Linked DNA regions of Homo sapiens: region 1 is linked to region 2. Evidence: chromatin loops called from intact Hi-C (ENCODE). Cell type or tissue: left ventricle myocardium inferior. All regions are shown on one strand.

Region 1 (8,000 bases), 66 kb before region 2:
ATTGTGTTTTACTTTCATGGAGCACTATCCAGTCTTAGATTTCTACTGAAGACAGGGGTGGGAGTTGACATTTTTTCCAGCAGGGAAACAATGAAGTAAAAAATATCTTCTTGATTAATCCTAGTTCAGAAAACTCAACTTTAAGTTCACAAAAAAGGGGAAAAAAAGTTTACAGGAAATTTTTTATTTATTCATATTTTAATTAGTCTATTAGCATGTGGAGGTAATGCACTTAAACGGGACCTTGGCAGGAAAAGCACATTTTAAACAATAAGAAACCAGGGAAAACATTGAACATAGCTATTATTTTTGGCAGGAGTCTTTTCTTACATCTTTTTTTTCCTTTTTGTTTCTCCTTTCTGGTAACAAAAGGGGAAAAAAGTTTAAATGGAAGAAGATTGCACAGAGGTGGGGATTAACATATTTAATTTACATAATGTCAGTGTGTTAAAGACTACGTAGGTGCAGCAGTATCAAATATTCTTAGTTAAGAAGCAGTTCAAAATAGGAACCTCTTTTATTGCACACATTCACGAAGTTCATTGTGAGGCTAAGTTAAAAACGAACACCATTTTCTCAGCAAAGGCAGCACAAGATCTGCATAGAGGTATATAATTATGTAGAAAGAAGAGTAGTTCTTCTCTTGATTCACTCCCCAGGTGATGTAATGGGGATATCATTGATGATATAATTTGATCCTCTTGGCCCATCAAATGGTGAAATCCACATAGAATACCATATTTTTATTTTAAAAATAGAATTATTTTATTTTAAAAATACAACACCATTGATGTTGGAAAGTTGTGTGTGTGTGTGTGTGTGTGTGTGTGTGTGTGTGTGTGTGTTTTAGGTAGAATCATCAAAATTCCTCTCTGTGAAAGACACAGCTGGCTGCATAGTAGCTTTCTGCCTTGGATGCTGCTAATGTTCACTAGCAGCTTTCACTCAGAGTTTTTACCGAAAGACCATAGTGCATTCTCCTCTACCCAGCATGCTTGGTTTAATGCCTGCATTGGAACGGTGTTCCAGATTCATCACTCAAAAATCAGTTCTGCTGTCCTTTAGCTAGAAACCTCTGGTTTGATTTTTATCTCAACGTTTCTGTTTGGGACTGAGGGAGAAGAATGAGAACCAATGACCCAGTTTTAAGATCAATGGGGTGTAATGGACACAACATGGGATCCATAATAACTAACTGGGTTCAAAGACAGTGTCAGAGTGGGGATGCTTCTTCTGCGTGTATTTTATTTATTTTCAGCTATAGGAAACTCGACTGTTGTGATACTTCTGGGTACATGTCTTTACCTTCTATATCTCAGGGAATCTGGAGTGACAATCATGTAGGTAAATTTGTAAAAGATGGGATATTCAGTTCCACATTGCACTACTTCCTCTTGGGGTTCAAGTCTACCTGTCCAGTGGTCCTTACTTACCTAGGTAGACCCTTTCCACATGATTAGGCCTGCTACCCTGGTCCAGAGTTGCTTGGGACTGGGTGAGTCCATTTGCCTAACTTGTGATTAAAGTAGCAGCAAGTTCATCTGGCTAACAGATCTAATGTGACATCCTTTGATCTTATACAGCCTTCATGGTCACCAAAGAGCTATTTAAGCTTCCCTGTGTATTCTTTGTTCTATATCAGATTGGTCAGAATCAAGATGGGAAAATGGATGATATATATAATTTGTTATCTGAGTGATAATTATGTTGCCTGTTGAATAATTTAAGACAAAAGATGAAGTTTAGATAAAGTGAAAACATGCAAAACATCTTACACAGTAGCTATGAAAGACAACTCAAATCGTACTTGACATCACCGTTCCCAGGAAAATTTATACTGTTGGCCAGAAAAAGTCGCTATGCCTTTCCTGTCCTTTCTGGACAGGAATGTTCAGAATTATTGTTTTAGATGATTGTATGTATGACCTGTTCTTCCTTAAAACCATTTAATGGCTCTCCCAGATGAAGAGGACAAAGTTCAATGTCCCTGGCACAGCAAAGAGGACATTTAGCAATCTGACCATTCCTTTCATTTCCCTCACATTAGTCTTTTCCCCAGTTTAGGTCCTTCCAGGCCTTAGCTGATGTTGAGTCTCCCATCTGAAATGTTTTCACCTTTCCTTCTCCACTGTGAATTTTTACCTGACTCACTTTCAAGGCCAAACTCACATGCCTCCCTCTCTGCTAAAGTGTATTAATTGTTCTTACCTCTGTGTTCTCAGAACTTTTTATTCATATCTTTACAATAGATTAATCACATTGTAACATCATTGATGTGTGTGTGTGTGAGTGTTTTCCTGGAAAAGTTAGGACTCCTAGAGGATAAAGATCATCAATTTATCACTTCTGTGTCTACAGAGCTTGAAAAACACTAGGTATTAAATAAATGTATAAGGGATTGAATATACAGCACTCACAAAAAATCTAATTGGGATTACAAAGTGTGAAAGAATTAAAATAAAACTCCATTATTTAAAAAGAAAAACAACATCTTTAAAACAGAGATCATCAAACCCTTTGCTTTGCCTTGTTCTTACATCCCTTTGCATTCATGGAGTTGTTAATTAGTTTCTTCTCCCTCTAGCTTTATAAGTCGCTATTGAGTATTTGTGTTTATAAACCAAATGATGTTGGTTCTTATGGGATCAAATTACGTACAACTGATGACTGGGTGTGTTGCAGGGTATTTATGACAGCTTTGTGAAACTTGGGAACAATTTTTTAGGAGAATTCCAATCAAGAAAAAATGTTTTTTTCCCCCCAGACACTGTCTGGTAAAAGCAATTGATTTTACAAATAAATTGCATTCATAAATACAAAATATTTTAACAAATATTAACAATTAAATAATAGCTAATTATTATTTAGTAATTAGTATGTTTCCAACACTTTCTAAAGCATTTTACAACTATTAACTCATTTAATTCTCAGGATAATGCTATTGAATGTTTATAATTTCCCCAATTCACAGCTGAGAAAAATGACCTTACAGGGGTAGGAAGAATCTCAGCCTCTATCTGAAACTAATCAGCTGACTACTGGTCCCACACTCCTAACTTAACAAATGTCACTATTGTATAAAGCAAAAAAGGTCAAACAATTTCAAAATAGCTCATGCATTTTACTTGTGGTTCTGAAATGCTGTAAAAGGGCACAAGGTCTGGAAGTAATGCTTTTAATCTTGTTATTGCTCTCATATGTCTCAGTGACTCCAGCATCATTCTCTCCAGTGCCTCTGTATTTATTGCCTGCTATGTGAACACTTCTCAGTTCCTGGCCTGTGCCTCTTTTCTACTCTCCATTCCCCATTTCTGACTCACAATCCCCATCAACAATGTCAAATGGGACACCTAAGTAAGACAGTACCCTCCTCACCTCAAGTATCACCTCCTGAAGAAAGTTTTCTCCAAGTAGCCAAACTAAAGCATCACCCGCTCATCCTCTATTCCATGCATTTCTTTAAAGCAGTGTATCTCTGGATTTACTGTATTAATTTATGGGCTAAGTGTGTGTTATATGTGTCCTCCCTCACTTCTCCCAGCACATGGATTTCTAGAGACCAAGAACATCATTTCAATGATCACTCAATCACCTTGCTTAGTTCTCAAAACAAAAGTATGCTGGTCTGAGTGGGGCTTATACAGAAGAGAAAAGTCAGAGGCCTAGTTACAATTGGTGAATGGGGAAAGATTGAAGACATTCACATTGTACTATTTTTGTAGTAATATATCAACTTTTCCAGAATGCTATATATTTAATGTATGTAATGCTACAGACACACACCTTCACCTGAGATATATGTATATACATTTTTTTAATTAATTCTCAAGTCTTGAGAAAATAAAAAAGATATCCCTCACATAGTAAAATATGTTGGAAATACATACGTGAGGTCTGACTGAGACTCCAGACAAGATGTAGTTTAAAATTATCAGATTTTTGTTCCTTCTTCACGTTCTAGTAAAGAACATCTGTAGTTATTGTCATAGACATAGCAATACCTGACTCTAATAGTACTAATGTATGCATCATTGATTATGTAACAGGCATTGAGTTTAATATTCTGTGTTGCTTTGTTCTTTTCCATTTTATGATTCATCACAATGTTGTGAGAAAGACACTTTCATTGCTCAATGAAATATGGAGAAACTGAGATTCAGAAAATTTTGTTAAATTGCCCTAGGTCAGAAAGTCAGGATTCAGGCTGGGCGCGGTGGCTCACGGTTGTAATCACAGTACTTCAGAAGGCCAAGGCGGGTGGATCACCTGAGGTCAGGAGTTCGAGACCAGCTGGTCAACACGTTGAAACCCTCTCTCTACTAAAAATACAAAAATTAGCCAGATGTGGTGGTATGCAACTGTAGTCCCAGCTACTCAGGAGGTGGAGGCAGGAAAATTGCTTGAACCTGGGAGGCAGATGTTGTAATGAGCTGAGATCATGCCACTGCACTCCAGCCTGGGTGACAAAGCAAGATTCTGTTTCAAAACAAAACAATAACAACAAAAAAAGTCAGGATTCAAACCTGAGTTTGACTGATTCTGGTCTATTATCTTAACCACAATGCTATACTATAAGTTTCTGAATATCAGAGAGTCCAGTGCAAAACTGGCCAAATGTAGCAATTAACAATCCCCACTCCCCTCCATTCCACCCCTACTGCCTCAGCTCTGTACAGAATGGAGAGTTAAGAGGAAGTATTTATTCATTGTTTAAATTGTCACTACGATGTGGAAGAAGTATGTTGTTGGCACTTATTTTTTCCAAACCTGACACTGTACATACCGAACGATTTTTCTATTCTCAGTCTTCTATGTCAAGAATAATTTTCATATCAACTAATAGTACATCAGGGATATTTTGCTTACAATTATTTTTGTCTGCCAGGAATAGGGGCTGCTCTTTCTCTACAGCCTAATCTTGGGTTTAGAGTGCTTACATTACTTGGCAACTATATTTCCAGGTGCTAGGCAATAGATTCTAAGAGAAATTTAACATGATAACAATGCACCGCTGGCAACAGTAGTCAAGACAGCATATTGATTTATTCCTGCAAACTTGTAAAGCTTTAGATGAGAGTCTTCCCTTATCACTAGCACTTTGCTGTCACTGAAATTGGCTTATAAGACACAAATCCATGTGAAAAGTTGGAAGGGTAACAATTAGAGAAGAAATGTTATCCTTTTAACCATCCATTTTCTGCAAAAGATTTTTCTGTTTCTATATACTTGTTTGTAATAACCGTTTCTAGAACAAGAGTAAACTAAAGATGATTCAAGTAATGCTAGATTTATTTATTGTGTGTAAGCTCTCCAGGGGATCAGACCATGTTTGTATTTTACTTTGTTGTATTCAAAACAGCTATCAGACTGCAGTGCACATCCTAACCTTAAAATATTGTCAAATGATTGCTAAGCAGTTTCTGTTTTATTATCTGTATCTTACAAGTAATAGTATCACCCTTTTACTGATTAGAAAAAAAACCTGTCTCAGGGAAATATGTAAAAATTAATATGGTAATTTGATAATAGGAATTATTTAATTTTCTATCCTGTTTTAGAATGATCCTCAGTCTTGGGATTTTCATTTCTCAAAGGAATTTTCCTCTGTTTTTTTTTTAAATTGTTGAATGGTTTGAGTGTGATAAGACAATGGAAAGGCCCCACAAACCTTCAATAGCTCCAAACTGCTGTGCAAGCTGCTCTGCCCCTTGGGCCATATGATCCAGCAGAGCCAACTGTGCTTGAAGAAACAGCAGCTGATAGGGAAGTTGTTTGGAGCCTTTGGCAAGCCCCTATAGGTGAATCACAGTACAAGCCTTTAGTATTTTGGAGCAAGGCTCTGCCGTCATTCATAGATAACCACGCTCCTTTAAACAACAACTATTAGCCTGCTACTTGGCCTTGGTAAAGACTGAATGCTTGACCATAAACCACGAAGTTGCCAAGCAACCTGAGATGCCCATCATGAACTGAGTGTCACCTGGCCTACAAAGTCATGGGTTGGGTGTGAACAGCAACTCTTCATCATCACATGGAAGTGGTAGATATGTGATATGCTAGGGTATGAGCAGTAGCAATGAGTTAATTTTTGAAGATTAAAGACAAATATGGCGGGGCGTGGTGGCTCACGCCTGTAATCCCAGCACTTTGGGAGGCTGAGGCGTGCAGATCGCAAAGTCAGGAGTTCAAGACCAGCCTGACCATTATGCGTGAAACCCCATCTCTACTACAAATACATAAATTAGCCAGGTGTGGTGGCGCATGCCTATAGTCCCAGCTAGTTGGAAGGCTGAGGCAGAAGAATCGCTTGAACCTGGGAGGCAAAGGTTGCAGTGAGCTGAGATCGTGCCACCACACTCCAGCCTGGGTGACAAAGTGAGGCTCTGTCTCAAACAAAAAAATAGTTGGATAATAATATATTTCTCCAGCTCCTTTCATATATAGTCATTCAATGCAGAACCACATGAATCAAGAATTGAAACAAAATCCTCACTTAGTTGGATTATTCCATCTAGTAAGAATTACTGTCCAAATGTCCTTAATAAGTTATGAGATTTCATAACCTTATCTATAAATTTAGCCAACTACTACATTAAGATTAAGATGGTAATACATAATCTAAATTGCCCAGGATAAGTAAAATACAACACAAACTTGATAAGTTAGCCTTATTTTTATGGTTAAATGTATTGAGCTTCAGAAAGCTTTTCTAAAATATTGGCATAGTGGAACAGACATGAATATGAGTTTCTGCTTATTTTTTGCTTTTATCCTTTTCTGTACTTTCCAATTTTTTAAAATGAATATCTACTGGCTTTTCCAAAATATATGTATTAGGATTCTTTCCAAAAAACTTCATGTAGGATTAGTACCATTCTTTGTATATTATTACAAAATTTGTAAACCATTATTTACATACTTCTTGGTATTTCATCAGGTGCACATGCCTTAATGTTTTGCTGTTGATAGTAATTTCAGGTTTTCTTTTTTTTCCTGGTTGTGTTTTGCTTTTTTACTTTTCTAAATAGCACTGGGATAAACATCTTATTTTGATTATTATAAGTAAATAGTAACTTTAAAAAAATTTTACAATTTACAGGCCATTATTGCCAGTAACTTCCTCTAAAATCCTATTCTAAAAGGAGCTATTATTACTGTAATTGCTATTCTGCTTTAGAAGAAAACGCAAGGTCGATGTGAACAGGAAGACAATGTTTAACAGTTGATGATCAGAGGAAGAGACCTTAATGTTTAGTATTTCATTTAGGAAAGGACTTAGGAAAGCTTCCTTATAATGACTAATTAATGCATTAATTTTATACTTGGGAAGAAATGGACATCAAAAACGAATTAGGTGATCACCAGTGACCACACATTTAAAAAAATCTTAATGTATGCTAAGCTTTCAAATTAACTCATTGTTCTTTTAGCAACAGTGCATAGATTTGACAGAACAAATAATGTTGGTCATTCTATTAAAAAAAGTAGATGAGCTAAAATTAATATCAATTGAAAACACGCCTGTGAAAATTAAGAGCTGAAATTAGAAAAATTATGTAGATATTTCTCAGTTTCTGTAGTAGAAATGCTGTCATTCTTTTTTTCTGTATGACCAATACCAGATGCAATCAAGCCAGACTTCCATTAAAAGGGGAATAAACCCAGCAAATATTTACTGTCTTTTTAGAAAAGTTTAATCTAACAATTAAAAAACATAGCAAACATAACACATTTATTTCCCACAAAAATAGTTTTCTTTTAAAAACATTTAAAGCACTCAGCCGGGCGCAGTGGCTCACACATGTAATCCCAGCACTTTGGGAGGCTGGGGCAGGCAGATCACAAGGTCAGGAGATGGGGACCATCCTGGCCAACACAGTGAAATCCCAACTCTAGTAAAAAAAAAAAAAAAAAAAAAAAAAAAAAAAAAAAAAAAAAAATTAGCCAAGTGTGGTGGTGGGCACCTGTAGTCCCAGCTACTCAGGAGGCTGAGGCAGGAG
Region 2 (8,000 bases):
ACAAGGTGTAGTATCCCATTTCTTTCACCAGGTCTCTGTTATAAAGCAGGATATTTCCCACAGCTGACAATATCCTTGGATTACGGGTTTTCTAAAGCCTAAAATGTCATCTGTATTGGCAAAAGCTTCTCTAAAGTAATCCTGATTATTTCTGCATCCCCCAACATCTTATTGAAGTCCCCCCCATCAAGTTTAATCTTAGCCCTTCAGAAGGAAGAGCCACCCACAGCAAAAATATTTACCAATGGACTTGAATCCACGTGTTCACAGCCCTATTGTCGTTAAATATAGAGAAATGGAAATGTAGTTTCTTAGCAGCTTGAACTACCATAACAAAATGCCATACACTGCATGGTTTACACAACAGAAATTTATTTTCTCACAGTTCTGAAACTTACAAATTCTAGATCAAGGTGCTAGCATTGTTGGTTTCTGAAATGGCTCTCTTGCCGATTTGTAAATGACCACCGTCTTTCTATGTCCTCACAAGACATGCACAGAGAGACAGAGAGAGAGAGAGAGAGAGAAACATGCAAGCACTCTGGTGTTTCTTCTTATAAGGGCATTAGTCTCATTATGAGGACCCCACCTTCATGATCTCATCTAAAATTAATTATCTCCCAAAGACCCTATCTCCAAATACCATCACGATGGGGTTCAGGGCTTCAAAATAGGAACTTGGGGTGGAGGGCTCAGTCCATAACAGGTAGGGATTGGGATAACTTCCATTTTCAGTAGTTTCAACAATAACAGTCATTGAACAGTTACTGTATTATTTATAACTCCATGGAAACTGATCCCAATAATGCTTTTATGTGTATTCAGGAAGTCTTTTTGACTTTATGCTGACCCACAGAGGGCTGGATCTCCAGCCTGTAGCATTTGGTCAGCCCCAGAGATATGAATAACTCCTTCCTTCTTCCTGAATTTCAACACGTACATGACCTCTGGCTTTTATTATATTTACCCTTATAGGATATGTGATTACATTTCCCTGAGATAGAATTGAGTATATATTCGTAGCTAAAAGTTACATTTGCGTTGCCTAAAACAGGCTTACACTTACATCTAAACCACCTTAATAATTTTAATTAGTTAAAAAATGCCAAATATCAGGTACACAAAATATCAGCAGTAAGACATATTCAGGTAGGTGAGAATTTTTCAAGATCTTTTTTTTTTTTTAATCTCATGACACTTGTCCTCAGCAGGAGCTTGGTGCATGTTTGCTGATGGATACATATCATGTGACAACACCACAGCTGATGGAAATTGGCTCATTCCAAAAACAGGGGACAAGGGCAGGGGGCGGGGTGGAGGAAGGCTGAGTTCAGTTTCAATATGATACACTTTAAAGTGATTTTTCCCCCTCACTGAAATGCTTGGTTCTTCAGATGAGTTCACTAATCTCTTAAGATGGGGCGGTGTGGACCATATCTTAGCACAGCATTGAGATATTTAATAAATTATCATAGAATAAATGCATAAACTCTCAATGCTGTCCGCCACTCATACCCTCACATACACACAAAGCAGTAAAGATAGAAATGCTATTCACATTTTTTTCTATTTTATTATTCTCAGAAACAGACACAGAATATGTTTTCCCCAGCTGTAGCATGGTATTGGACACTGGTGTCTATAAAAGAGAAGAATTAAATGCACATTTTAAATTAAAATTCCTTTTAAATATTTATTCGAAAGTCAAGCCATTAGCCAGTTAAAATAATAGTCTGTGATTCCAGATGCTGATGTGAGTTAACAAGTAAGCATGTTAGTGCTTTATTATACTAACGTTTAATGAGCTTCCATTCTGTGCCTGGCCCTCCGCATGGTTCTGAGATTTTAAAGATGAACAAGGTACAGGCTGGGCCCTCAAGATGCTCATAATCTAACTGGGAAGATAAATATACAAATATATACATCATAGTACATGTTTTTGTGATCAACAATATCCATATTAAAGACATGGTCTGTGACTCCAAAAAGAAAAATAAGAGAAAACTGGGGTTATCAGGTATAGAGACCACAGACTGAAATTCAAACGATGGAAAAAACTTGCCAAGCAAAGCCTCTCACAAATATATTCACATTACAGTGCTTATTTTCATATAACCCACTAAGTTCAAGTATAATTTCAAAAAAAAATTTTAAATGATTTTAGACTTATGGAAGAGTTTTTAAATTGCACTTAGACTTCCTACATAACTTTCATCCAGCTTCTTAAATATAAATATCTCACCTAGTCAGAGTATAATTATCAAAAACAAGGTTAACATTGATATAATTATATTAACTAATACATAGATCTTACTAGAATTCATAGGATCCAGGTTGGGCTTCTCAGTCTAATCCCTCATTTGGCTACAGCAATTAGTTTTGTCACGGCTCAATGCCTTATAATAGGCCAATGATAATTAAGCATTTTAATTTAATTTATTGGGAAATAAAAGATTCTTTTCTGCTAGAATTTCTAGGTATAGAATGACTTAATCTTGGAACTACGAGGGGAGAAGGATTTCAATATCAGAGATGGCCAGAGAAATAGAGAGAGATTCTGAATTCCATGATCACGTTCAAGGTACAACTGAAGATAGAGATCTATTCCTGAATATTTAGTTACATGACTAAACAAATCACTTTTCTGTTTAGACCACTTTCAGTTTGGTTTTCTGTTACATGCTAAATAAAAATACAGATGTTTATGACTAATATACATGCACAAGCAATTTCTTTTATATAAGAGCACTTTAAGTGACATGTGTATATAATTACTTATATAATTTCTACAGGAAACAAAGCTCTAAACAAATTGTAGAAAATGAATCTGTGCACTAAACGTGCTAACTAATTTGTCAAAGGCAAATTTTTTCTTTTTTTTCCAATTAAAAAAAAGTCTTGCTGTCTTCAAGAGCTACTTTCTTATAGGAAGAAAATCTAATCTATTTCACTGATTAATGAGACAGTGTATACATAGCACCCAGTACAGTGGTCTAGATTTTGTGCTAGACATTATGCCAGACCATTAATGAATGTCATCACTCCTTTCTTTTCCAGAATTCACAGGACATTCTCACCGTTGTTACCAAAGATTGTTCATTGAGAATAGAATCTAAGGTAGGTGGAGAAATTATATTGTGACTCTTGGTGAGTTCCTCAACTGCCCCTCTCACTCCCTCCTTTGGTGAAAATGGTGACTTACTGTGTGCCAGGAGATTGAAATTATCCTATTATATTCAGAATTTAAATAAAATTTGATATAAAAATTGCTGTGATTATTTTTTGTTCTCATCTTTGAATGCTGCAGCCAGGCTGAAAGCCCATGTGCCAAGTTTTCTGCCTGGAGGAAGATTGTGTGGCTGAGTTATAAATACATTGATGGATCCAGCTGGAACTGTCTCTTGTAATTTAATATGCAAAGAAATAATCTGAGTCATAGATGAAGACAAGCAGTTCCTTTTAGATAAGAGTGCTCTCTAAGTTTGGCTATGCAGATGACTTTCAAGAGACTTCTTCCAAAGAAGAACAAGAAATGGTCTCAGGACAAGTGGGGCAAAGCTTTGACCTTGAATCTAGCATTCAATTGCCTGTCCCGTCGTTCTTCCAAACATCAGCAAAGTGGCTTATGCCATCTAAATTCTCCTTCAGTAGGTTTTACATAAAAAGTCTGTTTTCCAATGTTGGAAACAAAATGGATTTTAATTTCTATAAAGTACACTTTTTAATATTCCTTCAAATTAAATAATATGTATGGGTAACTACTATGAATGAGATAACACGCTGAGCAGTGGAGGAGCAGGAAGACTAAGAAATAAAAATTGCAATTGGACCCTGCTCCTCGAAGTATAATGTTGAAATCACAATTTAACACATAGCCAGTTGAAATAGCTCTTAAAATATGCCTTTATTTTTTAAAATTTATAATATGATAATGCTATCATGTCAATAATAACATTAATAACTATTTAACAATTAATAATGATGCTATTAGTACTTTCTCAATAATAAGTGATTTCATTTGATAACATATGGAGACTGTTTCAGTTAACTATTGTTATCTAACAAGCCACTCCACAACTTAGTGGCTACGAACAGCAATTATTTATCATAAGTATGTGAAGTGGTTAAGAGATTCTCCACTATTTTTACCTGGATTCCTTCTTGCATTGCATTTATCAGCAGGATTGGCTGTCCTAGAAGCTGCCAGATCCTCTCATTTGCACGTCTGGTAGTTTGAGCTGACTGTCTGCTGAGGCACCTCCATTCTCCTCCACATGACCTCTCATTCTCCAGCAGACTAGATCAGTTTCCTCAAATGGCAGGCCCAGGGAAGTATTCCAAGAGGGTGAAAATGGAGCTTGCAAAGTGTATTTTGAAGTCAGGGAGTGTGACACCCCCTAGCTTTGTTATTTTTGCTCAGAATTATTTTGACTATTTGGGGTCTTTTGTGTTTCCATATGAATTGTAGGATTATTTTTTTCTAATTCTGTGAAGAATGTCATTGGTAATTTGATAGGAATTTCATCAAATCTGTAAATTGCTTTGGGAAGAATTGTCATTTTAACAATATTAATTCTACCAATCATGATCATGGAATCTTTTCATGGTTCTGTGCTCTCTTCAAATTATTGCATCGCTGTTTTATAGCTTTTCTTGTACAGATCTTTCACCTTTCTGGTTAAACTAATTCCTAGATATTTCATCTTTTTGACTCTATTATAAATGGGGTTGCTTTTTTGATTTCTTCTTCAGATTGTTCACTGTTGGCATGTCCAAATGCAACTGTTTTTTGTGTATTGATCTTGTATCCTGCAACTTTACTGATTTTTTTAATCAGTTCTAATAGTTTTTGGTAAAGTCTTTAAGTTTTTCTAAATATAAGATCATATCATCTGAAAACAGGGATAATGTAACTTCTTTCTTTTCAGTTTGGATGCTCCTTATTTTTTATTCTCTTGCCTAATTGCTCTGACTAAGACTTCCAGTATTATGTCAAACAAAAGTAAAACTAGGCATCCTTGTCTTGTTCCAGATCTTAGAGGAAAGGCTTTCATTTTATTTTCTTGTTCAGCATGGTGTTAGTTGTGGGGTTGTCATATATGGCCTCTTTTTTTTGAAGTATGTTCCTTCTATCCCAGTTTGTGGAGGAATTATTTTTTATCATGAATGGATGATTAATTTTATTAAATGCTTTTTCAGCATCTGTTGAAGACAGAGAGCAGATTGTTGGTTACCAGAAGTTAGGAAGGGTTGGGGTATGGGATAAAGAGAGGTTGATTAATGAGCACCAATACACAGATAGATAGAGGAAATAAGACCGAGTGTCTGATAGATCAGTAGGGTGACTACAGTTAACAATAATCTACTGCACCTTTCAAAATAGCTGGAAGAGAATAATTCAAATATTCCTAGCATAAAGAAAATATAAATATTTAAGGTGATGGATATTTCCAGTCACTCTGCTTTGATATTTACAATTCATATGAATGTATCAAAATATCACATGTACCCTCCAGATATGTATATGTATTATATATCACCTTAAAATTTAAAAAAAAATCCTGAAAAAAAGTAGAGAAATACAGATGGTAAACATGAGAAAGCTAAGGCTCAGAATGATTAAGCAATAGCATGAATAGTAAATAGCAGAGTGAAGAGTCAAACATAGATAACCATGAGACAAATGATTTTGACTTTTCCATGGTATCACACTGTTTTTGGTGTAAGCAATTTTGCCTCCAAGAGATTGTGTTATCTTTTATCATTCCTGATGGAGAGTGGTTGTGGATATTTTACCAATAATGAATAGAGGTTGAGAGAAGTTTGTGATTTTGCTGCAAATTGGTAAATCAGGATTATCATACAGCATATTGATATTAAAATTCACTCCCCCCACCTGCCCACCATATCCACTAACATTTCATTGATGTCATTAATTGATTGATTGCTTCATTCATTCATTCCCTCTAAAAGCTCTGTGTATTCCATTGTCAGGGCATCAGACTAAACCAAACAGGGCAGCTAAAAGATTGTTGTGGGCCAATGATGACTCAGACCGGGGTACAGAAATAGAGTGAAGTGAATTAGTCTCGGTATCATTTTGAGTTAAAACTATGTGAGACACCAATACTTTTTGTCCTCAGCTTCATCCTGAAATCTTCCCCTGCTCTGCTTTTTATTGCAAGAATGGAGCTGTGACTATCTCCAGTAGGCTTAATTTTTAAGGCTTTTTGGTCATCGAGATTCTCAATCAATGGAGTTACAATTAAGAGATTTGGATAAAAAGAAATAAGGAGTACAGGAGTGTTTCACCTGACCTCTCTCTGCTTCCTACCTCCATCCTCAGATGCATCTATGTACCCTACATGGCTTCTGGGAAAAGCCATGGAAATCCCACCTGTTTTACCAGCCAAAGTGTGGTAGAAATTTCCTGTGTTCCTAGGTGGCTGTATATTGTTTTCTTGGCTTTCAGTTTATCTACCACCAGTATTACAAATTCCTGGCTAAATTGCCTTGTTCTAAGTCCAATAATCCCTGGAAATCAGCAGGGGATTGAGTCTGAGACATCATGGATACCTAAATCCACAGTATAAAATGCTATGCTATTTTATACTTTGCTACATATAAAACAGCATAGTGTAAGCATACAACCTGCACACATCTTCCTGTATACTTTAAATCATTTCTAGATTACTTATAATACCTAACAATGTAAATGTTATGTGAATAGTTGTTACACTGTATTTTATTTGTACTATTTTTTATTGTTACAGTATTATTATTTTAAAAAATATTCCTGATGTGTAGTTTGTTGAATTCCTGGAGAATGTGGAACCTGTCAGTGTGGAACCTGCGGATTTAGAGGGCCAACTGTACTCACAGTGGATTTTATTTTCCTGGTTAGGCCCTGGACTGACATTGACAAGGTGATAGATGTTACAAAGAGAGTGAGCAATAGAGGAATCACAGTTTCAGGTTTGAGCAACAAGGTAGTTGTAGGTTTCTCTTATTAATATTTAGAAGTCTTGCATATGTATGGAGTTACTCATCCTCATCCTTTAAGACTTGGTTAAAACACCAATCCTAAGAAGACTTTGTTTTGAACTTCTTAGGTAGAATTGATTAAGTTTGAATCCCAGGTTTTTATTTTTTATATCATTTATCACTAATTGTATTATTATTTCTTGCTTTCTTCAGAAAATATTGTCTTCAGAAAAATATAAAATCTGCAGTAATAATGTCCCTTTGTTCCTTATTATGTTCCCAGTATACATATAGTAAGTGGTAAATTTGTATCTGTGAAGAGAAGATGGAAAAAAGAAAGAAAGAAAGGCAAACAGGAAGGAAAGAAGAAAAAAAGGAAGGGAAGGGAAGGGAAGGGAAAGGAAGGAAAGGGAAGGGGAGGGGAGGGGTGGAGAGGGGAGGGGAGGGGTGGAGAGGGGAGGGGAGGGGAGGGATGAACCTTGAACTTCTTCCAAAATGGTCCATCACTCACCAGCACACACAAACCTCATGTTAACAAGAACATCCTTACATCATGACGGACACAGGCTGAATCAGTCTCCTTGCTGAAAATGTCGCTCATGTCAAGAACCAGCCTGCATTTCTGGTCACACCTGCCCTATCCCAATATGTTCGGATTATTTTATCCACCTACCAGGAACCACCTTTACCACTTTGTTAGGCCTCAGATGACAATAAATGTCTATGAATGGGTCTTTTCCTATGTCTGTCCACATAATATCTGAATATCTTGTGATTTTTTTGTGCCTAATTAGATGTACCTTAAAAGCCTGACACTGTGATTCTTCTCTACATGGAATACTACAGCAAGATAGTAAGCCCCATCATAAACAACCCACCTCCACTCGAATATAATTAACCAGTTCATAATCAGATTTAGTCCTCAGAGTAGTACCTTGAAAGCAAGTGATTCAGAAAAAAAGAGGTGCATGGATTTGTGAATTAACTAGAGCCAGGTTAATCCCTCCTCCACCAGT

Evidence for each region. Hi-C counts contacts between places; a loop is a spot of excess contacts. Peaks named below come from ENCODE experiments on the same cell type or tissue, not always from the same donor. Only the 100,000 strongest peaks of a DNase experiment are listed, where the experiment ranks them.
Region 1: a loop joins it to region 2, with 5 times the contacts of the local background. A loop is called at or near these places in 2 of 110 quality-filtered maps.

What each region holds. Positions count from the first base shown.
Region 1 is chr16:64,181,190-64,189,189 of GRCh38, forward strand. No RefSeq gene overlaps it. Among named protein-coding and RNA genes, the nearest start is that of LINC02165, 450 kb to the left of the region's middle. In left ventricle myocardium inferior, no CTCF peak of the experiment used is centred here; no DNase peak of the experiment used is centred here; H3K27ac peaks cover 1,316 bases.
Region 2 is chr16:64,247,669-64,255,668 of GRCh38, forward strand. No RefSeq gene overlaps it. Among named protein-coding and RNA genes, the nearest start is that of LINC02165, 520 kb to the left of the region's middle. In left ventricle myocardium inferior, no CTCF peak of the experiment used is centred here; DNase peaks (open chromatin) are centred at 3,323 and 4,243; H3K27ac peaks cover 2,654 bases.